2 separate regions of the Mus musculus genome follow, and region 2 is linked to region 1. The links are chromatin loops, found by intact Hi-C in ENCODE. Cell type or tissue: left cerebral cortex. All regions are shown on one strand. Links, peaks and the distances in the headings refer to the core of each region. The heading gives the core; the rest is flanking DNA. Region 1 overlaps Lrrc39 (leucine rich repeat containing 39). Region 2 overlaps Dbt (dihydrolipoamide branched chain transacylase E2).

The links. Peaks named below come from ENCODE experiments on the same cell type or tissue, not always from the same donor. Only the 100,000 strongest peaks of a DNase experiment are listed, where the experiment ranks them.
Region 2: a loop joins it to region 1, with 2.1 times the contacts of the local background. A loop is called at or near these places in 8 of 42 quality-filtered maps.

What each region holds. Positions count from the first base shown.
Region 1 is chr3:116,573,847-116,589,507 of GRCm38, forward strand. It overlaps Lrrc39 (leucine rich repeat containing 39), which reads left to right. Exons shown (of 9, transcript NM_175413.4): 6 at 3,573-3,718; 7 at 4,399-4,551; 8 at 5,659-5,795; 9 at 7,375-9,298. The coding sequence ends at 7,439. It overlaps Trmt13 (tRNA methyltransferase 13), which reads right to left. Exons shown (of 12, transcript NM_030016.3): 7 at 15,645-15,661; 8 at 14,626-14,793; 9 at 11,909-11,981; 10 at 11,350-11,424; 11 at 8,648-9,077; 12 at 6,882-7,764. The coding sequence ends at 7,566. Among named protein-coding and RNA genes, the nearest start is that of Sass6, 13 kb to the right of the region's middle. In left cerebral cortex, for the core only: a CTCF peak has its summit at 7,942 (motif pointing right); DNase peaks (open chromatin) are centred at 6,190 and 8,540.
Region 2 is chr3:116,522,985-116,538,645 of GRCm38, forward strand. Dbt (dihydrolipoamide branched chain transacylase E2) reads left to right here. Exons shown (of 11, transcript NM_010022.4): 3 at 368-443; 4 at 10,271-10,452; 5 at 11,761-11,882. It also overlaps the pseudogene Gm4596. Among named protein-coding and RNA genes, the nearest start is that of Dbt, 18 kb to the left of the region's middle. In left cerebral cortex, for the core only: no CTCF peak of the experiment used is centred there; a DNase peak (open chromatin) is centred at 8,025.

The DNA of each region.
Region 1 (15,661 bases), core at 4,534-12,533:
TGCTCTTCCAGAGGTCCTGAGTTCAAGTCCCAGCAATCTGTAATAGGATCTGATACCTTCTTCTGGTGTGTCTGAAGACAGCGACATTGTACTCATATACATAAAATAAATACATCTTTTAAAAAAATCTTGAGTTCATCTACTTACATGACCCTTTTTGAGTCATTTTATTCATGAAACAGAAATAATGGCACTGCCTTTGTGTGGTGGCTGTCATAATTATTCATTAACATGATTATTTAAGTGTCACAGTGAACCATTTACATAGTTAGTTTTTTCACATAAAAGTGGGGAACAGAAGTATTTTAGATTTAAAAACTGGAGCTATGAGCATTACTATGAATACATTTTAAAATTGATCTGGGCATGGTGGTGCAGACCTTTATGAAGTACTCAGGAGGTAGAGGCAGTTGAGTTTGAGGCTACCAGTTCCTGACTAGCCAGAGCTACATAGGGATACTCTCTCAACAAACATTCTAAAAACGAGACAAAAACCAGTAAGAGGAAATAACAAGTAAAAGAAAAGTAAGCCGGGCAGTGGTGGCTCACACCTTTATTCCCAGCACTTGGGAGGCAGAGGCAGGTGAATTTCTGAGTTTGAGGCCAGCCTGGTCTACAGATTGAGTTCCAGGACAGCCAGGGTTACACAGAGAAACCCTGTCTTGAAAAAAACAAAACAAAATAAAACAAACCAACAACAAAAAAAAGAAATGCAAATATATCCACATAGAAACAAGATATAAGAGTGTTCATAGTAATGACAGATATCTGATTCAGGACAGGCACTGGCCCTGAGAAGCAGAGCGACAGAAAGCATTGCCATAGCAGCATGTACTTACTCATAGGTTGAGCGCAGTGCTATGTGGTACAGAGCTTGAAGTCAGCTACTGCCCTTAAATGCAGAATTCTTTCTCTTTTCTTTTCTTTTCTCTTCTTTTCTTTTCTTTCCTTTTTTCTTTTCTTTTCTATCTCTTTCTTTTTCTTTCTCTCTTCCTCCCTTCCTCCCCCTCCTTTTCTTCCTTCCTTCCTTCCTTTCTTTCTTTCTTTCTTTCTTTCTTTCTTTCTTTCTTTCTTTCTTTCTTTCTTTCTTTCTTTCTTTCTTCCTTCCTTCCTTTCTTTCTTTCTCCAGATTTTATTCCCCTCCTGGGAACAAACACCCTCCGACTGTTCGACATCCTATACCTCCTCCCCTAGGAGGATGTCTCCATGAGGATGTCCCACTCCCTCCACCCCCACCCAGCCAGACCTCCCCACTCCCTGGGGCCTCCAGTCTCTTGAGGGTTAGGTGCATCTTCCCTGACTGAACCCAGACCCGGCAGTCTTCTGCTCTATATGTGTCAGGGCCTCATATCAGCTGCCTGGTTGGTGGTCCAGTGTCTGAGAGATCTTGGGGGTCTAGGTTGAGACTGCTGGTCTTCCTACAGGGTTGCCCTTCTCTTCAGCTTCTTCCAGCTTTCCCCTAATTCAACCACTGGGGTCAGCAGCTTCTGTTCATTGGCTGGGTGCAAATATCTGCATCTGACTCCTTCAGCTGCTTGTTGGGTCTTTTGGAGGGAGTCATGGTAGGTCCCTGTTTGTGAGGGCTCCATAGCCTCAGTAATAGTTCTCCCCAATATAGGGCATTTCATCTAAGGTCTCTCCCTTTGAGTCCTGAGAGTCTCTCACCTCCCAGGTCTCTGGTGCCTTCTGGAGGGTCACCCAACCTCCTACCTCTGAGGTTGCCTGTTTCCATTCTTTCTGCTGGCCCTCAGGGCTTCAGTCCTTTTCCCTTACCCAATGCCAGATCATGTTCCCCACTCCCTCCCCAAATCCCCTTTCCCTGCTGGGTCCCTCCCTCCCAAGTGGGACTGAGGCAGCCTCACTTGGGCCCTTCAGCTTGTTGATCTTTTTGACTGTATCTTGGGTATTCTGCATTTTTTTGTTTTTTGTTTTTTTGTTTTTTGGCTAATATCCACATATTAGTGAGTACATACTATGCATGTCCTTCTGGGTCTGAGTTACCTCACTCAGGATGATATTTTCTAGTTCCATCCATTTGCCTGCAAAACTCAGGATGTCCTTATTCCTAATAGCTGAGTAGTACTCGATTGTGTAAATGAACCACATTTTCTGTATCCATTCTTCTGTCATGGGGCATCTGGGTTGTTTCCAGCTTCTGGCTATCACAAACAAGCCTGCTGTGAACACAGTGGTACACGTGCTCCTGTGGCATGGTGGGGCATCTTTTGGGTATATTTCCAAGAGTGGTATTGCTGAATCTTCAGGTAGATCTACTTCCAATTTTCTGAGGAACCTCCAGATTGATTTCCAGAGTGGATGTACCAGTTTGCAATCTCACCAGCAATGGAGGAGTGTTCCTCTTTCTCCATATCCTCTCCAACATATGTTGTCTTCTGAGGTTTTGATTTTAGCCATTCTGATTGGTGGAATCTCAGGGTCATTTTGATTTGCATTTCTCTGATCACTAAGGACTTTGAACATTTCTTTAGGTGTTTCTCAGCCATTCAAGATTCCTCTGTTGTGAATTCTCAGTTTAGTTCTATACTCATTTTTTGATTGGTTTGTTTTTTGGGGTTTCTTTTGGGGGGGGCTTAGCTTCTTGAGTTCTTTATATATTTTGGATATTAGCACTCTATCAGATGTGGGGTTAGTAAAGTTTTTTTCCCAATCTGTAGGTTGCCAATTTGTCTTATTGACTATGTCCTTTGCCTTATGAAGTCCCATTTATCAATTCTTGATCTTAGAGCCTGAGCCATTGGAGTTCTGTTTAGAAAATTTCCCCCTGTGCCAATGAATTCAAGGTTCTTTCCCACTTTCTCTTCTATTAGATTCAGTGTGTCTGGTTTTATGTTGAGGTCCTTGATCCACTTGGTCTTGAGCTTTGTGCGTGGTGACGAATCACAGAATTCTTATTGAGTAAGCTCAGTGTCTGGAATAGGGAACACAAGTTAAGTTGGTCAGACCTGTAACCTTCAAGACTGTTTTCCCATAGAATTCTCAGTCACTGTTGCCACACAGGTCCTATTAGCCCTGGAAAGTATTTATCTTGGAAGAGAAGTTGTATCTGAAATTTTTTCTTATTTCATTTTACTTTAGCCCAGGTTATTTTCTTGTTTTGTTTTGTTGAGAGAGGATATTGATGTGTAGCTTTGGCTGTCTTGGAACTCACCACATAGACCACATGGCCTTGAACTATGTGGCCTTTTGCCTCTAGTGCTTGGATTGAAGGCGTGAGCCACCACACCTACCTGTCTCACCTTTCTGAGACACTGCCTTTGTAGCCCAAGCTGCCCTCAGTCTCTAGGATTTATAGGATTTATATTTTTTACCATGATGCCCAGGTTCTATTATCCTTACATTTTATTTGTTGTGGACTCCTGTGTCTAAACAAAGCTCAGGTGGAATGATGGAAGTCAGTCAACTCTATGTGTGATTTGTTGTGTGTGGGCTACTACTTTAAACAAAATCTACATAACATGAACTTTTTAGATGAAATAGCTCATCAGGGTGTGTCTTCTAGTAATTTACATAACACTGTGGATGATTACTTAAAATCCTTACTTCGTCCTTAGCTCAGCAAACTGTTAAAACTCACTCACCTTGACCTGAGTATGAATCAGTTCACTACGATCCCTCATGCTGTGTTGGACATGCCTGCCCTCGAGTGGCTGGATATGGGAAGCAACAGCCTGCAACAGCTTCCTGACTCACTAGACAGGTAAGATAGACTTTCTGCTACTGATCATCCAAAGCCACCTAGGAAAAATAAGAAGCAATATACCAGACAACTAGGAGCCTAGGAATAATCACAACAGACCCAACTAGTTTGAAATCCATTCTTTCAGTAGCCTGATTTCATTATTATGTAGGAGGATCTGGGGAGGGGAAAACTGCATTCAAAACATTAACAATGTGCACCTGATAGTGCGTGCCAGGCCCTTCTCTTAAGCAACAAAAAGGATGAGGGAAGGATGCAGAGACGTTTGTTATGTATGCCCAAGTCTCAGCAAGTGGCGTTAGTTGGATTTGAACCCAGGGATTGTGGCCTCAGTCCAATATTGTTATGCCCAGAATGGGAATATTACTAGTTTCTGTATTTTAAGATTCATATTAGGTGACATTTACAGCTGTTCATTTAGAAAACATGAAAAAAGATGACCATGCAAATGTTGGTTTCATTCCTGCCGACAGATAAAAGCTAATCTTTAGTGAATTCCTTGATGTAATTTCCCTGGCAATTAGGTAATAAGAAAGAATGGAGTTTGTTAAATCAATAAATTCATTTTACTGAATGTTAAATAATAAATAAGTGAATAGATTAATTTAGTTATCTAAAAATTAAATGTTACAAATGACAAGTCCAGCTTTTCATATCCTATTCATACTCTAATTTTCCAGAATGCGAAGTTTACATACACTGTGGCTGCAGAGGAATGAAATAACATGCCTGCCAGAGACAATCAAAAATATGAAAAACTTGGGTACTCTTGTTCTCAGCAACAACAAACTACAAGATATCCCAGGCTGCATGGAAGAAATGACGAATCTGAGGTAAGCGGGTGTTAGCGCACAGCCATACTTTCTCCAGAGGTCAAAATGGAGTAAAGCAGACTCCGACCAATACATTTGGGTAGTGATTTACAGGACTCTGTGTGTGTGTGTGTGTGTGTATTTAAAACTTACTTTTGTGTATGGATGTCTTGTCTGTGTACTACTTGTGTGTCTGATGTCCATGGAGGGCATAAGAGGGCATTAGATCTCTTAGAACTGGACGCAGAGGCTTGGGCTGCCATGTGGGTTCTGGGATTAGAACCTGGGTCCTGGAGAAAAGCAGCAAGTGTGCTCTTAACTATTGAGCTATTTCTTCAGCTCAAAAAGAAAAGAATTAAACATATTTTCCAATGTTGGAATTTAATAATTTCATGAATGTGATTCATGTAACATGAATCTAGCTTATTCAAGAGTTCTTGAAACTAAAACAGTACTGGGATTTATGAATTTAAAGAAATGTCTTTTGTTGGTGACAATATTATATAATACCTCTCTTTTTACTGCTAATAAACATTCTTTGCAATACAAAAATTAAAAAAATAGAATATCATTTTCTTTCTTTATAACTACATATAGGCACAGATAATGTATATAGCCTATAGAAAGCAGACTTTATTGGGGCTACTTAGTAGAACTCCGATAAAATTCTCTCTAAAATGTAATTTTCTTGATGGAGTGAAGCAATGGATACCTGAACCTAAAACGTCCACAACCAGTCATTCATGCACTGACTGACCTAGCGGCACTGACTGACCTAGCGACCTTTAACTTTGTACTTGATGGTGACAGCACAGATCCATAACAATCCATAAAAACTATATTTGTAGCATTAACCATACACTTATGATATAACTTGCTCACATGTTATGAGCTAATTGTGTCTTCGCAAGATTTTTTTGTGGACGATACTGATTCTTCTAGCACAGAAACTTACAGATTTTTGGATTTATTAGATCCCAGCAAGATAATCTGTTATCAAAAATAGTTAAAAATTACTATTAAAAAGTAGTAACTCAATATGCTGTCATTTGATCTTTCTCCAGGAAGATATATGTACATGCACTTCTATGGCACCTATAAAAACACTGTTTTCTGGTGAACTGTTAGGTTTGTCAACTTCCGAGACAACCCACTAAGACTGGAGGTGACGCTTCCTCCCAGCGACAACACAGATGGAGAGGAAGAACAGGAGTTATTTGGGCTGCAGTTTATGCACGCATACATACAAGAGTCCCGGAGAACAGGTATGAGGTTTGAACAACCAGATGAAATATTTTTGAAGAAAATGTGTACACAATCAAGTGCTATCTTGTCATCCTTTTATGGGTTTCTATCAAACGGTGGTCATTCTGGCCAACACTGAATGAGGGAAAAGGAATTTTGATTCTGTTTATAATTTTGATAAGTACTAGGGGAGACGCCGTAAAATCAGCATTTCAAATGGAATGAAGGAAATCCTTCTTCAGCCAGGCACTTGCCGCACAACCATGTGAAGTGACACGCCCTTCTGCTGGTTTCTCTCTGTAAATCCACTTCTCCAGGGCTGGGACTCACACTGTGGCAAGCACCCAGTCACTGAGATACAGCTCTGCCCTCAGTGCAGATTTTAACTAACTTGTTTTGTGTGTATGTCTGTGCGGCATGTGCATGAAGAGCTAATGCAGATCTGATGCGGGCGGCGTGTCAGATCCCCTGGAACTGCAGTTACAGTTTAGCTGCCATGTGGGTTCTGTGGAAAAGCTCATCTTCTTGTGGATACGCTCCTAGATACTGAGCCATCTCTCCAGGCCCCCAACTCCATTTGATTCTTAAAGAATCATTACTTTTGGGGGCTGGAGAGATGGCTCAGTGGTTAAGAGCATTGACTCCTTTTCCAGAGGTCCTGAGTTCAATTCCCAGCAACCACATGGTGGCTCACAAGCATCTGTAACAGGATCTGATGTCCTCTTCTGATGTCTCTGAAGAGAGCAACAGTGTACTCACATTAAATAAATAAATGTTAAAAATAAAAGACTTGGGCTGGAGAGATGGCTCAGTGGGTTAGAGCACCCGACTGCTCTTCCAAAGGTCCAGAGTTCAAATCCCAGCAACCACATGGTGGTTCACGACCATCTATAATGAGATCTGATGCCCTCTTCTGGTGTGTCTGATGACAGCTACAGTGTACTTATATATAATAAATAAATAAATCTTTAAAAAAAAAAAAATAAAAGACTTATTATTACTTTTGTCTCCCAAGTGGTAGATGGGCCACATTGAGCATAAACAGACCTTCCTCATTATCCTGGTTTTCTATAATCTACAAGTAATAATTCAAAAGTAATTTTATCTGGGGTGAAAAATACTGAGAACATGGACTTTATTCAACACTTAGAATTAAAGGCGTGTGCCACCACACACGCCCGGCTGCCAATTCTTAAATTTCTAAATTTGTCTGTGTTCAAGATAATTACAATTATTCTTTCTAGACCTATATTGAAAAAAAAAAAAAGCCTCACTCAGGCGTGGTGGCGCACGCCTTTAGTCCCAGCACTTGGGAGGTAGAGGCAGGCGGATTTCTGAGTTTGAGGCCAACCTGGTCTACAAAGTGAGTTCCAGGACATTGAGGGCTACACAGAGAAACCCTGTCTCGGGGAAAAAAGAAAAAAGAAAAAAAGAAAAAAAGAAAAAAAAAAAAGCCTCACACTCAGATTGATCCTTGTTATAAATTTATACTGTTTATTATAACTGGAGCTCAAAAAATGAAAAAAATCAAATAAAACCTTTACCAGATTAATACACAGAGTTCACACTATAATTATATACTGGTGTTATATCTTTCAGAAGACCAAGTCAACTGTCTGACTCAAATGCCAAGCTCTATACATTCTGATGGAGAAAGTAATTGAAAGAGCCCTGCTGAAAAGGAATACTTTGACTACTTGGTGAATATTTTTGTGAATATCGAAATATAATTTAAAAATAATTTAAATTTTTTTGTTTGTGGAAGACAAACGTCACGTTCATGTTTCCTTTCATTGATGATGTTTTTCCTGCGATGACGGATGAGCTGGTACGGCAGTTAATAATACGTTTTCCAGAGACACCAATGGGTCCGTATAGTACTGTAAGGCAGGACTGAAGCCTTTCTGCTGTAAATACTGGAGTCTGCCTTGGTCAATCAGCAGTTTACAAAGATGTCCTATTTTCTTCTTTTCTTCAACAGTAAGAATCCTACATGGAATAAGCACACAAAAATTTAAAGTTTGGTAAAAGTTCATACCAAGTTTGGCCACTGCCATTTACGAAGCTGCTAACTAGCCAACAGCACGTACTAGGCGCTATGTCTGATGCTTCTAAGACGCCTTTTCTTCTTTTTAAGATTTATTTATTTATTTTGTTTATATGAATAACTGTCTTCAGACACACCAGAAGAGGGCATCAGATCCCATTACAGATGGTTGTGAGCCACCATGTGCTTGCTGGGAATTGAACTCAGAAACTCTGGATGACCAGTCGGTGCTCTTGACCACTGAGTCATCTCTCCAGCCCCATCTAAGACTTTTCTTTATGATCACAATTAAAATATGTTTTAGTTTATTCTAAAATTAGAATGTAAGCTATATTTTCTAAATTTTTGATAACAGTCATCTAAGGAAAAAAAAAAAGAATCCTTCTCCTTCAGTTTTACTTTGTATACTTGATCTCAGCCAAAAGACTAAGAAACAACCATTCGGTTTTATTTGCTATGGTTTCTCCTGGCCAAGGTCAATCAGTGTGAAAATATTCAATGGAAAATTCTGAAAATGAACCATTGGTAGTGGCATTCTGAGTAGCATGGTGAATCATGGGCCACCCACTCCTTCCTATCCGGGGAATGAACCTGTGCCTCACACATGAGCATCCTTAGCACAGCCACACCGTGCTGCCCACTTGCTAGACGTTGTGCAGCCATCTTGACTACCAGATGGACAGAGTAGGTAAGTGCAATGCTAGTGTGTGGGGTTCTGTTTTATCTACGGTTCGAGGCATCTGTGCAGTCTCACCCACAGGAGGACTAGTTTACGGGGATAAAGTATCTCCCTGTAGCATGGTGTTTGTAGCTGTCGTCACTTACCCAGGCAAACTGTCAGTGTTGCCATCTGTGAGTCTGTCTCCTCCATCATCGTGCTCTTCATTCTCATCCCTTTGAGCATCTTTTCTCTCTGGAGTAACATCCGAGCCTTCCAACGATGTCCTCATTCCACACGTTGCCCAACTACTCATTCTCTGGAAATAGTAGAACTCTACCGCCCCAAGTCCAAGAGCCTTGAAATACTCTTTGCCCACATAATGTCTCCAGTCACACCTGTGGTGACAACAGAGCGCAATCACAATGCCAGCCACCGGGGTCCATGTCTCTGGGACATCTTTTTCACTTCCTTCCTTGGCCAAAGTGTTACTTTCTTTTTCTGTCTTATCATTCTTTATGCGTTTGGCTAAAGGTTCTTCATCCTTTTCCTCAAAACTGGCAGCATAGGTTTCAACCAAACATCGTAATGCAACATCTGCAAACACAATCATGTGCCCCCACCAAACCGCATCATCTTTAAAGTTCAGTAAGCAGTATGGCTAGTGCAAAACATTCTTAACACACAAACCAGCAAAAATCTACTTAGCTATATACTGTAACAATTCTACCAGATATTATACATTTTTCTCAAATTTTCCATCTTAATTTTTCTAGTGATTTATTTGCCCAATAAAATTATTTTAAATAAAATTAAAACAAGCTTAAGTCTTATGATTTGAAAAATTTCTGTCCAACTATTTGCATTGTCTTGCATTTCTCCTATTCTAGCTACAGTGAAGAAACCCCAAAGACAGAAATGAGGAAGGTAATTTCACTTAGAACACTGACCCGGGCTGGAGAGGGTAGTTTTTTGGTTTGTTTCTGTTTTGTTTTGAGATAGGTTCTGTATAGCTGATGCGGATCTCAAATTCCTGATCCTCTGCGTGCATCTCCTGGTGTGTTGGGGTTGCAGATGTGTGCCAGCACACCTGTCTAAGATGCTAATCTTGAAATGCAGGCTGATCACAACAAATAGTGATGAATTGAAAAGTTGAGAAAGGGAGATTCCAATGTGGAAAACAGGCTGAATAGCTTTCCTGCACACCAGCATTTGTTCAGCAAGTATTTGCTAAATGCCTTGCATACACAAAACACGGAGGCTGCAAGCACTACAACTGCCATGCTAGGGGCGGAAGAGATGGCGGTGGCTGAAAGCTCTTGCTGCTCTTGCAGAACAGCCAGGTTTGGTTCCCAGCACACACAGGGTGGCTTAAAGCTGCTCAGGGGTTCTAGTTCCAGGGGATCCAGCACCCACTCTGGCCTCTGTGGGCACCAGATATGCACGCATTGCACTTCCATGCATGCAGATAAAACACCCATACACATAAAATAAAAATAAATATATATATTAAAAACAAAATAAGGCTTCCAAACTTCCAGACAGTATAGCTGGCAATATTGGAAAGATCGCAAATGTATGCTGTAAAACTTCTATTTTCTCTGATTAGATTGTCATATCATACCAATTACCTACAAACAAATGTAGTTCTACAATTTCTTACCCCATGATATACAATGGATGTATCTTACCTGATTTTTTAATCATGCCAACAAGCATTATTGGTAACTATTATTTGATAAAGTGATAGCTGATTTGGTAATTTCATGGTCTGTCTGTGTCTCTGTCTTTTTTTTTCCCTTCTCTGTCATGAGAGAGTGGACCTTATGTTGCCCAGACTGTGGAGGGACTCAAGTGTGACTGATTTAGCTCAGCTGATCCTCCTGCTTCAGCTTCCTGAGCATCTGGGAGTCTGAGTATGCCACTTCACCCACGTCTATTAACTACTATTTTCTAACAAAATATATTTTCTGTTTAATTTACATTTGACTTAAACATAATTTTAAGAAGTGAGAATAATCAGAAAAAATATTAGAAGGACTAAGTTATTTCAGAAACAAAGATTATTAGCAAGCTCAAACTCTTTCATAGTGACCTTATGACCTTCTTCTTAGAAGGCATAAGGAAGCAGCAAGCTGGTGGCCAAGGTCATTCAAATATTCAATGAGTCCCTCTATATTGCGTTATATTAGCATGTACTTCATTCTTGGAAAAAACTCCCAGCACAGTGTAGTGATTAGACATACAAGCAGATAATTAAAAAAACAAGCAAAAGCTACGGGGAGTTTGTCCTGACGACACTAAGGGCGTAAAGCTGAGCTGAGGGATGAGCAGACACTGGACCAGTTCTTCGAATGGGTGACAGTGGAATTCTAGGAATGGCTGGAGCAATATGGCATTTAGGAAAATAAACACGGTCCACACTAATCAACAGTAAACCCAGAGGCAGAGTGACTGAGTTTCAAGTCATGGATGGGTCTGAATATTAATACTTCAAGCACAGGGAGCCAAAAGTGATGGAAGAAATGGAAGGCAGGGTACTGATAAGGGGGAAGTACTACGATAGAAGGATGCTGACACTCGCAAAGAGAAGGTAACTTTAGCAGAGTGAAAGGGACCCACACAGTGCACACAGAGGTGAGAGCGTATTGGATATAACTCTCACTATACAGGTAAGGTTTTGAGAGGCATGGGTTAGATGGGAAGAGCCCCAAGTGTGTGCTTCCTTCTCACCTCAGGCGAACCTGGTTTACTTTAACAGGCTCCTACGTAAGTTCAATGAGAGCACAGACAGCCCTGGGTGGTGGGGCCATGCAGGCTCCAGCTCCCTGTGCAAGCGCAGAGGTTACTGTGTGTCCTGCTGCCTTACCTGTCGCCACCCCACACAGGTGCTTCCCAATTCCTACCACGGGCAGTCTTCCTTCTCTTAGCACAGGAACCCTGTCTGAGAGGAGAGGAGGTAAGACGGTAGTTTGTTTAGGATACAAAGTACTAGTGTGTCCTTCCAAAAGGAGGGTTTCTAGAATCTTTGAATTTTAGGGATGAAAGTTAGAAAACAAGCAATTCTACAGACTCCAATATGCCGCCTAAGATGTCTGTGTTAGGGGTCACACAGAAAGTATTCAGCTAAACAAACAAATCCCCCCTTTCTCATTATGTAAGAGTTGCTGGCCTGGGATCCACTATGTAGTCTGGGTGATCCTCCTGCCTCAGCTTCCCAAGTGCTGGGATTACAAGAGTACATACCAGACCTGGCTTCAGTTAAGTGATAGAAAATGCAGTGATTTATAGACAAATGCTTGGCTGCTTCTCCAGACTAGATTAGTGTTAGTTCTTCCTGAAGCACAGGTCTGCAAGGACAGATCTAAGCAGCCCCCAGAGTCTGACATGTCTGCTGTTGTAGAGCAATGGAAAGTTACACAACTTACTCAAACACAAGTGCTGGATATCAATTTGAAGCCTTTCAAACACTGAGTCCTTTTTTCTGTGTTTACCATCTACCTGTAGAAATAGAACGTTACTGAATCAGCACTCTTAATGTTAAAAAAGCTTTATGAAAATGTTTCTATTTGTTTTCAAAATTCAGAGCAAATACACTTAATTTTTACAGTTCAAAGGAGAATGAATAAAAAAGTAAAGTTTTAGTATTTTGGATGAAAACTCAAAAATAACACTACCATCTTATAGACCAGAAATTGTATTGATTATTACTAATTATATTACACCTTCCATCTTTTAACCATAATTCCCAGCCCATTCGCAAAGGCCTCAAGGTCCACAGATGTTAAGCGAGTGTGGTTACTTGTCACCGCTGGTTCTCCTGTGGCTCACTCTTCTCACTCTCTTTAAACACAACCGTTGTAACCATTATCTGCACGTGCCTGTGAATACAGGCGCAGACTCTCTAACAATCATTAGAGGCACTAAGCCCTTTTCCACCACCCCATTTGTTTTTCTTCTTGGCAGTGCTAGGGATTGAAGCCAGGACCTTATACATACCATGCAAGCAACTGACCACAGAGCTACAGCCACAGCCCCATCTAAAAAGTTTCTGTTTCCTTTTATGATTCTAGCACTTGAACCCAGGGCCTCATGAATAGTAAGCAAAATAGCTACCACTAAGCTACAGCCCCAAGCCCTCAGAAACATGTGAACAGCAACTCCTGTTTTTCCTGCTGAGGAATACCCCATGTCCTGTTAAGTCAGAAACCACCCCAGATTGATGCTCTCCTAAAATCAGCACGTCTTACGACTTCCAACATTTGAACTTTCTCATTCTCTTCTATATTCCACTGAATAACCCTCACTCTCCAGGACATTTCTTACTTGTATTATTGAAGAAAGATTTTCACATTTTCCTTTTTTAGATTTATTTATTATATGTAAGTACACTGTAGCTGTCTTCAGACATACCAGGAGAGGGTGTCAGATCTCATTACGGATGGTTGTGAGCTACCATGTGGTTGCTGGAAATTGAACTCAGAACTCAGGACCTTCGGAAGAGCAGTCAGTGCTCTTAACCACTGAGCCATCTCTCCAGCTCCCCCCACCATCACTTTTTTTTTAGATTTTCATATTTTCAATCTTCCTATATTTAGTCTAAATCTCTTTTGAAATAGTTTTACAGTATTGCTAGGATAGCTTCTAAAAAGCATTTTTTTTTTGCACGTGAGCCTGTGTGTGTGTGTGTGTGTGTGTGCGTATGTGCCACCTGTGTGCAGTGTGTGAGGAGGTCAGAAGATGGGTATTGGATCTCCTAGAGCTAGAACTGTAGGAAGTTGTGAGCTACCTAATATTGGTGCTATGAACCAAACTATGATGTTTTGGAAGAGCAGGAAGCACTCAAATCACTGAGCCATGTTTCTAGCTCCACAAAGAATTTAAAAATCATTTTTTAAAAACTTTCCTCCATGACAACTCTGGAAGACCGAGGTCAGTTCTCCATGTTCAGGTTCCTGCAGCCCTGGGTACTGTGTACCGGCACAGCACTCAGGAAACCAAAATACTCGACAGAAGCCTCTTGGAAGCAAGAACCAAATCTTCCACAGTGTCTCTAACACCGCAGAACCAAGCCAGAGCAAACAACAGGAGGCCTTTCTAGACCAGCTCTCCTTCCTGGGTCACACTGACACGTTCTACCTCAGGCCATAGACTTCCATCACACAGAAACCTTTTGCACTTGTATGGAAGCTTCACCTGTCAGTAAAAGGCTATTGGCTTATGAGCTTGGGCAGGAAACAGGGAGGTGGACGTCCTGGGATAGAGACAATTCTGGGTCTAGAGATAGGCATGGGAAGGGGATTTGCCTAGGAACTCTGGATGTTGCAGTTGCATAAACCTGAGGAGAGGTAACTAACCCTGTAGCGTGATTTAGACTAGTTTAGATGGGTTAAATAAGTTACAAAACTAGTCAGGGAACAGAGCCAAAGCTATTGGCTTAGGCATTTATTTCAGGAACTGGGCACAGGAGGAAAAGCCTGCACTTCCATAGAAACACATCCCTTGTTATTTCAGGGTTTGGTTCCACTGTTCTTGTTTCCCAAAATGCTTCGGACATCTATGTAGCAAATGCTAGTTGATCTTTCAGGATCCATCACAGGCACCACCTTTTCTGCTCGGTCATTCGCCATTGCCTCCCTGTAATAAAGTCTAGCGTGCCACATTCTGCAGAACTTCCTCCCCACCTCAACACGTTCCTTACATCCGTATCTAGCTCTCTTTTCTAAGGACGGTAAGAGCACAGCTGCCTTATCACTATCTATCTGTACATACAGTGTGCTTATCACACTGTCCAAGAAGATGCTCAAGTATTTAATGAAGAAAGAGTCTGTTAGCAGTGGCAAATACAAGGTTAAAACATGGCTGGGGCTTAATTTCTAGTCGAAGCTTAGTTCTGTTCACAGATTTTCTTGTCTCTGCAAACAATTTTATAAATTCAGATTATGGACTATCAATAGTTAAATCTGAAAAACTTACCTTCAGTTTAATTAGTACAATTAGAACCAAACAAATAATAATAGCAAAAAATTACAATCAAATATATAAAAAACAAACTCATTTTAAGGGACATGCTCCTATCGTTTTCTTGTTTTCCTACAGAAGAACACTGTGTTTGATTATTGAGATGTTACATGGATTTACTCACCTTGAATCTTGTGGTCACTCTTTCTACCAGGATGAAGTGAACATTTTCAGCATCTTTTAAGGCAATATCAACCCAGTGAGATAATTTCCCCTTTCCTGCTCCAAACTCAACAAAGCATCTTCTTGGGCCAAGTAACTTTAACTTTTCAATGTTGCCTAGAATAGAAGCCTGCAGACTTCATAGGGTTATTTTATAAACCAGAGCAGAGGAATGCAACTCAATAGGAAAACAGCAAGGCAATCTCTACACAGGCAGACAGTTTACTGATAATGTCTGAATGGCTAAGACATTTTTTTTCCCTTTGCTTGCTTTAAGATAATACTCTGCGCTCAGGGTTATAGCCATGCCCAAATTTTTATTTTATGTTCACATATAATTTTGAACAAAAGTATTTTGTTCACTAACAGAAACTAAATAATTATACTCAGAACCAAATGTTAGCTTTTTTTTTTTTTTTAGATTGTTTTTGTCAGGATAAATTTTCTCTCTGTAACCCACCCTGTCCTAGAACTCACTCCGCAGATCAGAATAGCTCAAACTCAGATCTGCTTGCTCTGTCTACCAAGTGTTGCATTAAAGGCATGTGCCACCACACCTAACTAGAATGTTAGCTTTTTTTTGGTTTTTGGTTTTGTTTTTGTTTTTTTTCAGGACAGGGTTTCTCTGTGTAGCCCTGGCTGTCCTGGAACTCACTCTGTAGACCAGGCTGGCCTCAAACTCAGAAATCCGACTGCCTCTGCCTCCCAAGTGCTGGGATTAAAGGGCATGCGCCACCATGCCCGGCGAATGTTAGCTTTAAAAAAATTACTTTTATTTATTGTTGAGCATACATACTTATGATGCATGTAGAAGTCAGAGGCTATTTTTTAAAATTCAGAGGCTATTTTTTAAACTCAGATGACTGAATTCGGGTCCTCAGGCTTGGCAGCAAGTGCCTTTATCTGATGAGCCATCTCATCAGCCTGGAATGTCAGCACTACACATATGAAGAAACGTTTAGTGATTGTGTCTAAACATACCTGCTGTTTCAGGTGTT
Region 2 (15,661 bases), core at 4,873-12,872, 51 kb before region 1:
ATAGTGAGGCCCTGTCTCGAGAGAACAAACTACAGTAAGTTTTTTGTACTGTTTCAAACAGTCAGGAACTTCTCAGGAGAGACATCTATGACCTTATCAAAGAACATTAATTGGGAAGTTGGAAAGCATAAGTCCTGTGGCAGTGGGTCTGTGTCTTGAAGTAATTTTTGTAAACCCTTAGTGTTTATGATTTTTAAAGTTATAAAATGCTGCAATGTTTTTTGTTGTTGTTGTTGATTGGTTGGTTTCGTTGTCTATAGGATGGAACAGTTTCCACCTCTGCTTGAGAACAAATTCTAATTTTAGAGATAAAAGCATCTATTGATAATACATATTTAATGAGATCTTTTCCCATTTGTTTTTGAAGTGCTCCAGGGACAGGTTGTTCAGTTCAAACTCTCCGACATCGGAGAAGGAATTCGAGAAGTAACTATTAAAGAATGGTAAGTTAGTCTCAAAGTAATTCTACGTCAATGGAAAATGAACTGAATGTACAAAAAGTAAGACTCAAATTGAGAAACTTCTTTGCTAATATGCTGGTAGCAGAAGTCATTCCACAAAACTTTCTTCCATGTGATTTATTAATAACTGTTACTTTATTTTATGTATGTGTGTTTTGCCTGCATGTATGTCTGTGCACCATGTGCATGCAGGGCCTGTGGAGGCCAGAGAAGGGTGCTGGATCCTGTGGGACAGGAGTTACGGATGGTTGTGAGCTACCATATGGTTGCTGGGAATTGAACTCTGTGCCGGTGATGGCTGAGCCATCTCTCCACTCCTTGTTTCTTTCTCTTTAAAACAAAAACAAACCAAAACCCCCTTAACTGTCTATTTTTTGTTTTTGTTTTGTTTTTTGTTTTTTGTTTTTTCGAGACAGGGTTTCTCTGTATAGTCCTGGCTGTCCTGGAACTCACTTTGTAGACCAGGCTGACCTCAAACTCAGAAATCCGCCTGCCTCTGCCTTCCAAGTGCTGGGATTAAAGGTGTGTGCCACCATGCCTGGTTTAACTGTCTGTTCTTTACTTCAGCTAAAAAAGAGATGATTTCTGAGAGATGATAAACTGATAAAAACCAGGACAGCACGACAATCAGATCCAGTGCGCTGTCCCTACAAACCTCCGAGTTATGCCCAGCCTACTTGGAAGAATCTAATATGTGAATTTTCCTTCCCAATGTTTTAAAATGATCTTGTCGTCTAACTCTCTATAATGAACTTGGCTTGATCTATGCTACCTAGCAAGGAATGCATTGCCTCTAGGCTTAAAGATGAATTTACTTGAAAGACACAAATCAAAAAATTCTCCTGAAAACCTAAAAATGTAGGACTGGAGAAATGGCTCAGTGGATGGGAGCGTGGGCTGCTCTTCCAGAGGTCCTGAGTTCAGTTCCCAGCAACTGCATTTGGTAGCTCACAACTGCCTGTAACTTCACCTCTAGGGAGATCTTCTGCCTCTGGCCTCAACTGGAAACTACACAAGTGCCCTCATACTTACATGTCCCCCATCATTAAAACAAAAACTTTAAAAAATTATATAATATAGATGGATACATAGATGCATGCATGCATGCATATGTACATGCATACATACATACATACACACATACACACATACATACATACATATATGCTTGATATAAAAGGCAGAAACCCTCTACTGCCTTTGACATTCTCCATCCTTTTGTGTCTTTCATCTTATGGGAAAAGATGCCTCTTGGCACTGCACTGAGTTTTAAAGGAGTTTAGAAATGGCAGTTATGATGCATAATAGATTTCTCCCCCACCGTAGTTTTTTTATTTTTTTCTCTTCAGTATAGGATTTTGCACTATAGCCCAAGCTAGCCCCAAACTTGTCATCCTTCTGCCTCAGCCTCCTGTGACCTCAGTGCTGGGTTACTCATTATGTGCCACTGCTGGGGGCTCAAATACTCCTTAAAGACCCAGACTGACACCGGCGAGTGTCATTTCCTCTACTTAGCATTCTCAGCTTTGTAAGCAGAGGATGTTAGTGAGCAGCCTTCCTTACAGGTGTGTTGCCTGGCGCTGTGTGACTGTGGGGTGAGCCAGGAAACTAGTTAGCTGCCACATCTGTGGCTCACCTGTTCTCTGCGGAGCCACCGTCTCTCAACTACCGGCCTTAAGAAAACTTTTAGACTTTTTTTTTTTTAAAGATTTATTTATTTATTATATGTAAGTACACTGTAGCTGTCTTCAGACACTCCAGAAGAGGGCGTCAGATCTTGTTACAAATGGTTGTGAGCCACCATGTGGTTGCTGGGATTTGAACTCCGGACCTTCGGAAGAGCAGTCGGGTGCTCTTACCCACTGAGCCATCTCACCAGCCCACTTTTAGACTTTTTTTTTTTTTTTACTCAACATGCTTGAATATGTTGCCTAAATGTGTGTGTGCGCACCACGTCCCTGATACTCAGAGATAACAGAGAATGCTGCTGCTCTCTCTGCGCCCTTATGTAGAGTCAGGTAACAGTCAGGACCGTCCCAACTCAAAGTGGCCGCTCACATGATTAAAATGCAGTGTCTTGAAAATGTCGCACACTCTCAAGGACTGTGTGCCTTTGCTTCAGGACCAGTTTTAACACTTCTTACTTTCTATCTTATTACATTTTGTAGATTTACAGGCATAGTCAAGCAGTTAAGCCTCTTAGAAGAGGAAGTTTTTTTCCTTATGAGACTCTTAAGGTTTTCCCAGCTCCTTTGAAGGGTGAGGCTGGAGGACCTGAAGTTTGAGGTAAGCCTGCACTACACAGAGAGGATCTGTCTCCCTCACTCCAAATTTAATAGTTTGGTTTTTTATCTTTTATTTTTGAGATGGGGCATCTCAATACAAAGCTTGGCTGACCTTGAATTTGTGATCCTCCTGCCTGCATTATAGCTGGAATAAACTTTAAATTACTATTCCTTTTTTGATTTTCTTACCCGGCTGCTCCCCTATCAGACCTCATCTTTTTTAATTTTATTTTTCATTTACCTCCCCCCATTCATTCACATGCTCATCTGAGAAGTCTTAAGTTCTTCCAGCTTTGGACAATAACTGTGACAGGATCTCCAGTGTGCATACCACGCCTGGGTACAACTTTCCTAAAGTGACAAACATGCCACAAGTTTCCCATGAGGTCTTTAGGAATTATTAAGAGCTTTCTGTGTTTGTTCTCTCACTTAATATTTACAAATGACTCAAGAAAAATATGTGCGTTATATTAGACTTAGAACATGCTAAAAATAGGATTTTATCTGTAGACTAGTGTGCCCTGTCCTTGTAATCCCAGCGCTTGGGAGGCTAAGGCAGGAGGATGACTCTGAGTTTGAGGCTAGCCTCAGATTCACCATGGGACCCTGGAGAGAGAGAGAGAGAGAGAGAGAGAGAGAGAGAGAGAGAGAACATTATAGCCATACAGTTGGATCACTTAGACAAATCCATTCTGCTAATGCTTGCTCTTTTTTGTAGTTTTAGACTGTAGTGTTTAAACCATATATATTTGATGTAATTACTGACAAGGTAAGATTTTGTCTGCCATTTTGTTGACATTTCATGTGCTTAAGAATTTTTTTTCATCACCATTTTCTTTCATGTCAGCTAGATATTCCAAGTGTGCTGTTTGAATTCTCCTTTTAACTTATCTAGCATTACTTCTAATTATTCTTTATTTTTTAATTTCTAATTTTTCTTCACGTGGATTTGAGTTAGTATTTGGTGTTTTTTATTTCAGCCTGAAGGACTCTTAGTATTTCTTGAAAGGTGAATGTGTTAGTCACTAGTTTTATCTGTTTTACTTCTGAAAAGACATTAATTATTCCTAAAGATTTAATTTTAGTGTGTGTGTGTGTGTGTGTGTGTGTGTACACACTTGCCCATGCACGCGCACATGCACAGGTGCCCTCAAAATCAGTGTCATAAAAGACCTCAGGAGCTGGAGTTCCAGGTGACCATGAACCACGTGATGTAGGAGCGGGGAACCAGGCCTGGGCCCTCTGCAAGGGCAGCCTGAGCTCCTAACCAGTGAGCCGCCGCTCTAGCCTCTAATGGAAATATTCTTAGGGGTGGTCTTTTCATCCACTCACTCACGGAATAAATCATCTCTCTACCTTTTGGAGTTCTTGTTTTCTGATTAAAAAGCACGTGTTAATCTCAGGTGCCTTTCCAACAAAGAGGAATGATTGCTACCCTGATTTCTAGATTTTTTTTTTTGTCATTTTATTTTGATGTGTGTGTGCTGTTGCTATCTTTAAGTTTATCTTTGGAAACAACTTAACTTCTTGCATATGCACATCAATTTTCAAGCCAGTATTTATTTTATTTATTTATTTTTCCATTGGTTTGCGTACCTTTATTGAAGAAAAATAAATCAATTACTAGGAGAGCTATTAGACATTGACAACTCATCCATTGACAACTTGCATCATTTATTCAGTGCTATATTAATCAGTATTGGAAGATAGATTAACTAATGGCTCCAAGCCTCCTAACAACTTAAATGAAAATTACAAAATTTTTGAGACCCTATTTGGGAATACAAAGGGTGTTTGACTTCCAATTTCCATTCTCTGTAGACCAAGAACAGGCCATTCCTTTATTGACATGCATAAAATACATCACATTTTCTGTTCTGCTGATGCTATAATTCAATACCAATTCTCCAGCCACATCAATTATAAGCATAAAGTATATCATGTGACCTTAAATCTCTAACAGTGGAAGGTTTAAACAAGTATGGATGCTGCTAGAACAATGTTGCTTCTTTCAGTGTGACAGCTGAGCATCCATCTCCCTCCCCCTCAGATGGCTTCTTCAGCATGTTAGAGCAGTGAGGATTGGTTTAGTCTCATAACCAAGTTAGAGTGAAAACATTAGCCACATAATACACATGCTCCAGTTTTTTAAAAATTTCCGAATCTTGGGCAACTGATCTCGTGTAACTACTTTACAGTTTCTAAAAGCAGTTATTGTCCAAAGCTGAAAGAACTTAAGTCTTCTCAAATGAGCATGTGAATGAATGGAGGGTGGTAAACGAAAAAGAAAATTAAAAAATATGAGGTCTGATAGGGGAGCAACTGGATAAGAAAATCAAAAAAGGAACAGTAATTTAAAGTTTATTCCAGCTATAACGCAGGTTAGTCTGACTGTAAGGTAGCATCATACGGCATACTTCTGAGACCATTCCCGAGATATTCTGTTGTACGTATCTCTGTCTGTTTTATAGATCCATGCAATCTCTGGCACTAGGGGGTCATCTGGGTTTGGATCACATATCAGTGAACAAATGGATAAAAGAACTTTGGAAATAGTTAAAGCAGGAGACCACTGTGATCTTAGAATATCAAGACAAATGCTGCCATTACTGTTACTATTTGGATGATAAATTCTTGTTGTAAATGCAACCTTAGGTGGTTTGAAGGGGTAGTCTGTAGGAAAATGAATTGTCAAAAAGAATACACCACCTTGATATGGGCTGTCATTAGGTCCCCTAATTGTGGCTTGCCAATGAAACATGTCATCTCCAACTGGACCTGCAGGACACTGTGCTGGAGGGTCAAGGGCCAAATCACTAAGTTCCTTATTAATCAGTTTCAGCGCCATAGTCTGCTTTTCTCCGGGCTCCTCACTATCCCATTGTGTACTCAAAGGTCCGGCCAAAACTCTTGATTATCCTGGCGACAGGGAAGGATTGTCTCTTCTTCTCACACCGGCTCTGCCAGACACAGGTGCCACCATGTATCTGTCCGCAGGGGGAGGGTTAAAGAGGCGTGGTTTGCCTCCCTTGCTTAGGCCGGGTGGACTTGCCACCCTCTTGCCTTTGGAACAGCACCTTCTTACTAAAACTGATCGGAGGTCGGACTGGAAGCTATTTTATTTATTTTTTTACAGTCCATATTTTATTTCCCACCCTCTGACTGTTCCACATCCCATACCTCCTCCCCATCCCGCTGTATCCACATAGATGTCCCCACCCCTCAACCCAACCAAACTTCTAAACTCCCTGGGGCCTCCAGCCTCATGAGGGTTAGGGGCATCATCCCTGAACGAACACAGACCCTGAAGTCCTCTACTGTATGTGTGTTGGGTTATTATTTTTTTTAATTATCTCTTATATATTTGAGATTATAATATATCATTTCTCCCTTCCCTTTCTTCCCTCCAAACTCTCCATATACCTGTTCTTTTTCAAATTCATGGCTTCTTTTCATTAATTGTGTGTGTACATATATATATATATATATATATATGTATATATATATATATATATATACATATATATTACATATTCTACATATGGATATTCATACATACATACATATAATTTTCAGATACATAAATAGGACCTGCTCAGTCTATATAATGTTACTTGTATTATGCCTTCAGAGCTTGTCACTTGGTAATGGACACCCACTGTACTCTCCCTGGGGAACAGCGCTTCTCCTCTCTCAGCATTCCTTAGCTGCCTGTAGTTCTGTAGGGTTGAGGCCTCATCGTTTTCCTGTCCACTTTGGCATGTCTGCTGTTGTCCTTGTTTAGCTCACATTCAGGTGGTGGTGCTGGCGAGACTTGATGGGTGTAGCTTCTGACATTACTAGGAGACAAATCTTACAACAAATTCCATGATCCTCTGACTCAGCATCTTTCCGTCCCGTTTTGCTCAAGGAGAAGGCTTAGCTTTGAGAGTGTTCTGTAGAATACCCACTGGGACTGGGCTCCACACCTCTGCATTCTGACTGGCTGTTGTTTTGTATAATGGTCTCTGAGAAGTTTCTTTGATAGGGGAATGAGGATGCACTGACCTGTGCGTATAAGGACAGATGTTTAGGATGAAGCTAGAAATTTTTCAGGTTTAGTGAAGTGAGGGCTGTAGGCTCTCCTCTCAGATCCATAACTCACTAGCCCTGGGTGGTTGTCTGGGTTTTTGTACTAGCCTGAGTGACCTTGAGTCTAATCAGGGAGCTGTTGGGAGCCACAGGGAACCCCTGCTGCATGCTTAGGGCTGTTGTGCAAGCATGCTGGTCTTTGTTGTGGCTCACAGGTGTCATAGCTGCGGGGGGGGGGGGGGGGGGGACGACTGTCGATTGCCTCCCTCCTTTGGAAGCTTGCAGGACTGGAGTCAGTTCCAGCTCAGGGGCCTCTGGGCCTGTGTCTGAAGTGTGTCGTGTTGTTTCCGAGTTAGGGACTTGCATTCCGCCTCTAGGGTTTCCAAGGGCAATAGCAATAGTCTGTGATGATGAGGAAGTCTCTTGGGTAGTTCTGAGCAACACCTCAAAAGAGGCCATCTCATGCCTGGTGTGGAACTTTGGAAGGAGCATTGTCAGCCCAAATGGGAAAATTTCATTTAAACTATTTATACACAGACTTAGTATATTACAGAGTTTATTTTGTTTTGTGTTTGTGTAGGTAGGTAGTTAATAGTATCATTCCTTGTGCCCTTTTTAGACCTCCTTAATCTTACTGTATCTCTCTCTTACTTTTGTATTTATCTTCTTCCCACCTCCCTAGTTCGTGCCCCTCATCTTTCCAGTTTTCCCTATCAGATCCCGTGTGCTCTGCTGTTCTCTCTGTTGTTCCTGACTCTACCGCCCTAGCAATAGTCCCTTTCTGTAGTGTGTGTTTCTGTAGTTTTCCAGAATATGTGCTCACATCTAAAGAGTTGGGGCTTGGAGCCTCAGAACAAGGAGAGCATGGTATGATGTCTGTCTGTCTTTCTGGGTCTAGTTCCACCCACTCACCTGGAGAGCATGATGTCTGTCTGTCCTTCTGGATCTAGTTCCACCCACTCACCTGGAGAGCATGATGTCTGTCTGTCCTTCTGGATCTAGTTCCACCCACTCACCTGGAGAGCATGATGTCTGTCCTTCTGGCTCTAGTTCCACCCACTCACCTACAAAGTCCATGGTTTCATTTCTTTTTGCTGCTGCACAGTATTCCAGGTGTGCATTATGTCACATTTCCCTTGTCCTTTCACCAGCTGAAGGACATTTGGGTTGTTTCCATTTCCCAGCTATTGTGAACAGCAGCAGTCAGCAAGAACCATGCCAAGCAAGTATCTGGGAAGTGGGATGTACGGCTCCTTTGGGCAGATGCCAACAAGTAGAACGGCAGGCTCATATGGTAGATTTAGTCTAGCTTTTTGAGAATTCTCCACAGATGTGAGATTGCCAGAGTGGCCTAACCAGTTTGCCATCCCACCAACAGTGAGGGAGGGTTCCCTTCCCCGCACTCCTAGAGTTCGTTGTCACTTGTGTTGCTGCTGATCTTTGTCACTGTGACTTGGGTAAAATGAGTCCTCAAAGTTGTTTTGATTTGTATTTTCCAAATTGCTATGGAAAATGAACATTTTTTTTGAAATTTTTTTAGCTTTTTGTTTTTTTTCTTTCTTTTAAGAATTCTCTGTTTAGGTCCCAGCCCCACCTCCCCTGCCCCCATTCCCACCCCTCCCTTTTTAATGAGTTTTGTCTTTTTGACTGTTTGTTTCTTGAGTTCTTTATATGTTTGGGATATTAATCTCCTGTTAGATGGATAGCTGACAGAGATTCTCTCCGGCTCTGTGGGCTTCCGCTTCACCGAGTCGTCTGTCTCTTGAGGCGTACAGCAGCCTTTTATCCTATGAAGTCCCACTTGTCCCTTGTTGGCTTTCCTACACCTGTTTCATGCAAGCTATTACCTGTGTTTTCTTCTGGCAGTTTCAGGTTTAACATTTAGGTCATTATTTCTTAAAATAGTTCTTCGTCCCTCTCTCCCTTCCTTCCTTTCTCCCTCCCTCCCTCCCTATCTCTCTCTTTCTTTCTTTCTTTCTTTCTTTCTTTCTTTCTTTCTTCAGACAGCGTCTCACCATGCATTCATGATCCTTCTGACTTGGCCATCTGTGTGCTGGGGTCACAGGTCTGTGCAGCCATGCTCAGCTTCTTGAACTGTCATTCTGACCCTGTGTCCTTCCTTTCCTCCTGAGACCCCAGCATGTGTGTTAGTGTGCGCTATGACATTGTCTCGGAGATCTCAACTGACTGACTAATCCGCAGATTCGCTGGTTCCTTCCTCTACCAAAGACAATCTGTTGTTCAGCCTTCTAGTATATTTTTATCTTACTCAGTCTTTAACTGCAGAATTCGGTGTCTTTTGTCTTGTACCCTTCGGCCACTTTGTTGCTATTTTCTATTTGACTGGGCATCATTTTCCCAGTCTTCCTTCAGTTTGGGGGCATTATCTTTGTTTTTTAAGACTGTGTTGGACTAGGCAAAAAGAATATGGCATTGGGGCAAGAGAAAATCACAAAGGATGCCTACTGATGACATCACCATCATCCTTGTCATCATTGTTATTTACTTCTAAAGCCAGTGTTCACTCTTGAAATCTGATCAGAAGCTAATACAGGTTGAATATAATTTATCTGAGATGTTTAGGACCAAAACTGCTTCAGGTTTTGTACAGTGGGTTACAGAATTCTTGCTTAGGCCTCAGCACTTGAGCATCCAGAGTCAAAGGTTTTGAGCATCGTTGTTGGGGCAGAAAAAAATCTCAGATTTTGTATTTTTTAATTAGGGATGCTCATTACATAGTATTATACAACAAGAGGAAATATCACTCAAATGCAACATTTTTAAAACTTATTTAACAGGAATGGAGAGATGGTTCAGCAGTTAAGAGCACTGGCTGCTCTTCCAGGGGACTTGGGTTCAGTTCAGTTCCCAACACCTACATGATAGCTCACAAGTGTCTGTAACTCCCCTTCCAGGGGATCTGACACCCTCAGACAGGCATACAAACAGGCAAAACACCCATGTGCATAAATTTTTTTAAAAAAAAATTGTTTAGGGGAGCCAGAGAGATGACTCAGGGGTTAAGAGTACTGGCTGCTCTTCCAGAGGACCTGTGTTCAATTCTCAGCACCCATATGGAACTGTCTGTAGCTCCAGTTCCAGGGGATCTGACACTGTCACACAGACATACATGCAGGCAAAACACCAATTCATATACAATAAGAATAAACAAATCGCTTAAAAAAAAAGAAGAAGAAGAACTGATATACCTGAATGTGTAATTAAACCTTGAGATAAAGGGTTTAGTTTTGTTTTTAATTTTATCATTTGTTAGGGGTTCGTCTGAAACTCAGAAAGCCTTTCCATCTCTTCTAAAATATTTCTCAGGCATTTGGGCGTCAATACTGCACTAGATGGCTCGGATGCAACTCCGAGTGGCATTTACAGGAACATGCAAGGGTGACTTGTAATCACGACTATTCATGTAAATGTGTCTGTGTCTCTCTCTCCTAGGTATGTAAAAGAAGGAGATACGGTGTCTCAGTTTGACAGCATCTGTGAAGTTCAAAGTGACAAGGCCTCTGTCACCATCACCAGCCGTTACGATGGCGTCATTAAGAGGCTCTATTACAATCTAGATGATATCGCTTATGTGGGGAAACCACTGATCGACATTGAGACAGAAGCTTTAAAGGGTGAGCGTGTCTGGCCACATTCATTACTGCTTTCCTTTTGTGCTGACTCCCAGTATAAAACAGTCCCTGCCCGGCATGGTGAGGTGGAGGCAGGAAGATTGTGAGTTCGAAGCCAGCTTAAGCTACAGAGCGAGTTTTTGGTTTTTTTGTTTTTGTTTTTGTTTTTGTTTTTTCGAGACAGGGTTTCTCTGTATAGCCCTGGCTGTCCTGGAACTCAGAAATCTGCCTGCCGCTGCTTCCCAAGTGCTGGGATTAAAGGTGTGCCCCACCACCACCCGGCCTACATATCGAGTTTAAAGCTATCCTTGGCTACAGAGAAACTCTGTCTCAAATAGGATAATTCTAAGTTATGAAATCTGGGTTGAGGATTTAGATCAGAAAACTAGGAAGTCTGAAAAGACTTTCCATGATACCTGATTATCTTTCAATCCAATACCACAGCAAAAACCTGTACAGTAAGACTTCATCTGTCTGATGTCTGCCCTCTGGAAACTTTGATGTTCAGTGAAGCAAGAAGCTCTCTCAGGGACTAGTGACCGAGGTCCCGAACATTGATCAGTAAGAGCACAAACTGGAGTCTAGAGAAACTAAATCTAACATAGTAGGACAGCAGATTCAATGTCTCAGATCTGGAGTCCTCCCAGGCTTGGCCTCTGTGCAGATGGCCAGTGGTGATGCGTCGCAGCAGGACTTTGTGTAGGAGGAGGCGTCACCTGTGAGACCCAAGAGTGGAGGGAGAGCTCCAGAGTTGCAGGAGAGAGAGCACACCTGTGACGACCTAAGGACAACTCACTCGGCCCCAAACCTTAAAAATTCCACGGCACATCTCAGGGTTGCCCTGTTTCCCATCTGAGCAATCCAGAGTTAGTCATAGACCAATAACTGTGAAGTGTGTGTGTGTGTGTGTGTGTGTGTGTGTGTGTGTGTGTGTGTGGTATGTACTTGCTAATGTGTGTGTGTGTGTGTGTATGTGTGTGAGCATGCATGCAGAGGTTGCTATCCAGGGTCTTCTTCTATCACTTCCCACCTTCTCTGAGGGACTGTGTCTCACTGAAGCCGGGGCACATCAGTTCAGTCCTGCTTCCTGGCAATGAACTCCAGATATGTTTGTTTCCCCCATCTTCCCCCTCCGTGCTGGGGTCACTGACACACACTGCAACACCTGACATTCATGGGGTGCTGAGGAGCCAAGCTCAGGTCCTTATGCTTGCATGACAAGTGCTTTACTGACACAGCCCTCTGGCCAACCCCGCCACTAAGCTTTTGAAGAGATGTTTTCTGACTGATGCTGTCTAACCTTGTTTCCAGATTCAGAGGAAGATGTTGTTGAAACCCCCGCTGTGTCCCATGATGAGCACACTCACCAAGAGATAAAAGGCCAGAAAACACTAGCAACGCCTGCAGTGCGTCGGCTGGCAATGGAAAACAATGTGAGTCTTCTTAAAAGTGAAGTTTGAGACTACATAGAAAGTATACATTTGTATCTCTGAAAAAAAAAAAAAAAAGCTCTCTGTGAAATGGTTTAAGCTGGAATTAATGAAAGTGGTTCCACCTGGGAGGGGCAGAGATGGCTGCACTGTTACAAGCATCTGCTGCCTCCAGAGGACCTGGGTTCTGTTCCCGGGACCATGGTGGGTGGCTCGCAACCACTACCGTCAACTCCTGCTCTTCTGTATCTGATAGCCGCTTCTGGCACCTAATAACACTTCACACATTTGTGACATAAATTCATTCACGCCAATAAAAATAAAGCACCAGGAAGAAATGGCAGGTCATTGTGAATGCAGCACTTCATATTAATTGAATAATGTGGTATCGTTTTCCTTCCCCAGAGCCCAGTAGCAGTAGCAGTTAACATTTCTTAAATATTTCTAAATACCAGTGTCTTGGGGCTGGGGTGATAGGTGGCTTAGACGGTGAAATGCTTAGTGCGCAGAGCTGAGCCCTCCAGCACTCACAAAAGAAGCCTGGCATGGTGGTGCGCATGTGTGATTCCAACTTTCAGGATGAAGAGCTTACAGGAGCCCTGGGGCTCTATGGCAAGCCAGTCCGGTCTCAGCTGGCAAACTTCAGATGTAGTGAGAGACGCTGCCTCAAAAAAGTAAGCTCTTGAGAAATGACACCAGAGGTTAGCCTCTGACCTCCACATGCACAGGCTCGGGTGTGAACGTGTACCCACCCTCGCATGAGCACACACATACACAGGAACACAGCAAACAAGCACACATGTACACACCAGCATTTTAGCTTAGGTCGCCTAGAGACACCGTTTAAGAATGTGGATGCCTGTGATTGGTTTCTTAAAGAAGCAAGAGTCTGTAAAGGGAAGGAGAGTGTAGCAAAGGGGAGAGACTTAAGAGTGGGAAAGAAATGGACAAGGCAACAAACCTCTACCAACCTGTGCTGAGACTCGAGAGTTGTGTTGCCTTTGTCCATCTGTAAGTTACTCAGCTCTCCATAACTCCAACAGAATCCCCCAAATAAACCACCTTCTAAAGAAGAGATGTTTAAGTTGGCTCCTAGCTTCCTGGTCTTCAGTTCATGAGCCATCAGCCGCCTTGTCCTAGGTGTGTGGTGCTGCAGCACATGGTGTGCACAGATGTGGACGCTTACTCTCCTCAGAGATGGGGACGAAAAGGCCACCCACAGTCCCCTTTGATGACACACCCATAGTAACTGGAAAATCTCCCCGTAGACTCCAACTCAAAGTTTCCACATTGTCCCACCTCCACTAAATTAAACCAGTCCTTTATTTTATTTATTTTTTATGTTTATGTATGCATGCTTTAAAAAAAAAAAGAAAGAAAGAAATAGGATCTCATTATGTGGTCCAAGCTGGCCTCAAATCATTATATAGCCCAGGCTATCCTCATAATCTCTACTCCTCTACCTCAGTCTTCAGAGCGCTGGAATTATAGGCAATCCCCACCGTATTCTGCTGAGCACAAACCTGGAACACAGACATTCCAGATCCAAACTGCAGCCTTTTCTGTGCTGTGTGGTGGCTAACAGGCCTGGCAGCATGGCTCCCTGACACTGATAGGAATTTAGATGTCTCAATTAGCCTCACAGATAAGGAGCTACTGTGAAACCTACAGTGGGACGGTTGCCAGCGCAGTCACACAGCCAACAGTGCAGTGAGGCCAGAGTTTATCAGGGGCTGTTGTCGCCTCAGAAGCGCTGGTGCCGCACAGCAGCCTTCCCATCCATTACCTCAAGCTTCTCCGTGCCAGGCCCCAGACACGATAGCGCAGATGTTTACAACAGCCCTCCAGGGTGTTTGGATCCTCACTGTTGCTGGTGAGAAAGGACCGGGAGGTGTGTTAACTTGTCCAAGCCCAAAGTAAGTGGCCGACCTGGGAGACTGAGGCGAGTTCTGTTTACACAGCTGAGTTCTTCCCACTCCGCTGTGATGCAGAGAATTTCTGAGAGAAGTATAGTTGTTACCGTGAGGGGAAAAAAAAACCCAAAAGTTTGTATTGTGCGCATGTGTAATTGAGCTGTGGAAGTGCCAGGACAGTTCTGCTTGTGGGGAGGACTCTGTGATGTGTTCTGCCTTGTGTTCTCAAGAGCAGATGGTCCACAAACTGATTTACACCCCAGCCCGTGTTAGGGGTTTTAAATAGGAGCTATATATCTCAGGCTCACTGGCACTTCCTATTGTAGCCCAGTCTGGCCTTAAATTCACAATGCCTCTGCTTCCGATTATAAACCTGGGTTACCACAGCTGGCTTCTCTGTGGCTTCTCTTTACATTCAGATTTTGTTTTTGTTTTTTAACTTATTCTTTTCATTCAGTACATCCCTGTCAGAGTTTCCCCTCCCAGTCAATGTTGTCCCTCCATACCCCCTGCCCAGATCCACTCCTCCTCATTTCCCTTCAGAAAAGTGCAGGCCTCTCAGAGACATCAACCGAGCACAGTGTAACAAAACACCCTAAGCCTGGGGACAAACCCTCCCGTCAAGGCTCTGCAAGGCAGCACAGTAGGAGGAGGACAAGAGTCCCTGGAGCCGGGGAGAAGAGTCAGAGACACACCCATTCCCACTGTTAGGAGTCTCACAGGAATACCAAGCTTACAACCCGATCATAGGCAGAGGGCTAGTGCAGACCTTGCGGGCTATGGGATTGCTGCTTCCGTCTCTGGGCTCCTGTGAGCCCTGCTTGCTTGTTCTGTGGGCTGTGTTCTCCTGGTGTCCTGAGCCCTCCGGCTCCTACACTTTTCCTTTCTATCTTCTGTGGGGTTCCCCTTGTTCCCAGGGTAGGAACCCGGTAGAGATCTCCAATTTGGGCTCTCTTTCCACCTAGTGTGTCGCTGTGGTCTCTGCACCCACTCCTGTCATTGCCAGAGGAAACCTCTGTGATGACACTGGGCTAGGCTCCTGTCTTAGTCAGGGCTTCTATTCCTGCACAAACATCATGACCAAGAAGCAAGTTGGGGAGGAAAGGGTTTATTCAGCTTACACTTCCATGCTGCTGTTCATCACCAAAAGAAGTCAGGATTGGAACTCAAGCAGGTCAGGAAGCAGGAGCTGATGCAGAGGCCATGGGGGGATGTTCCTTACTGGCTTGCTTCCCCTGGCTTGCTCAGCTTGCTCTCTTACAGAACCCAGGACTACCAGCCCGGTGACGGCACCACCCACAATGGGCCCTCCCCACTTGATCACTAATTGAGAAAATGCCTTACAGCTGGATCTCATGGAGGCATTTTCTCAAGGGAGGCCTCCTTTCTCTGTGATAACCCCAGCTTGTGTCAAGTTGACACACAAAACCACCCAGTACAGCAACCGATAACGTTCATATCTTAAAAAAAAAAAATCAATATATATTAACTATACAAAGTAGTGAGTTTCACTAATAAGCAATAAGAATATATGAGAAGGAATGTCAGAAATGACTCAACGGTAAAGATGCCTTGCTGCACAGAGGACCCGGAGTTGATTCACAGAACCTACATGTCAGCCAGCAGCTGGCTGTAACTCTGGTCCTAGGGGATGTGGCCCATACCTCAGGAGGCAGAGGCAGGTGGATCTCTGTGAGTTCAAGGCCATCCTCACCTACACAGTAAGTTCCAGACCAGCTAGGACTATTCAGAGGGACCTGACTTTAAAAAAAAAAGAAAAACAAAGAAAGAGACAAAGAATAATGGGGAGATTTAGAGACTTTGGAGATTTAAATGGACAAATGAACAACAGTGTGTAAAAGTAACAAC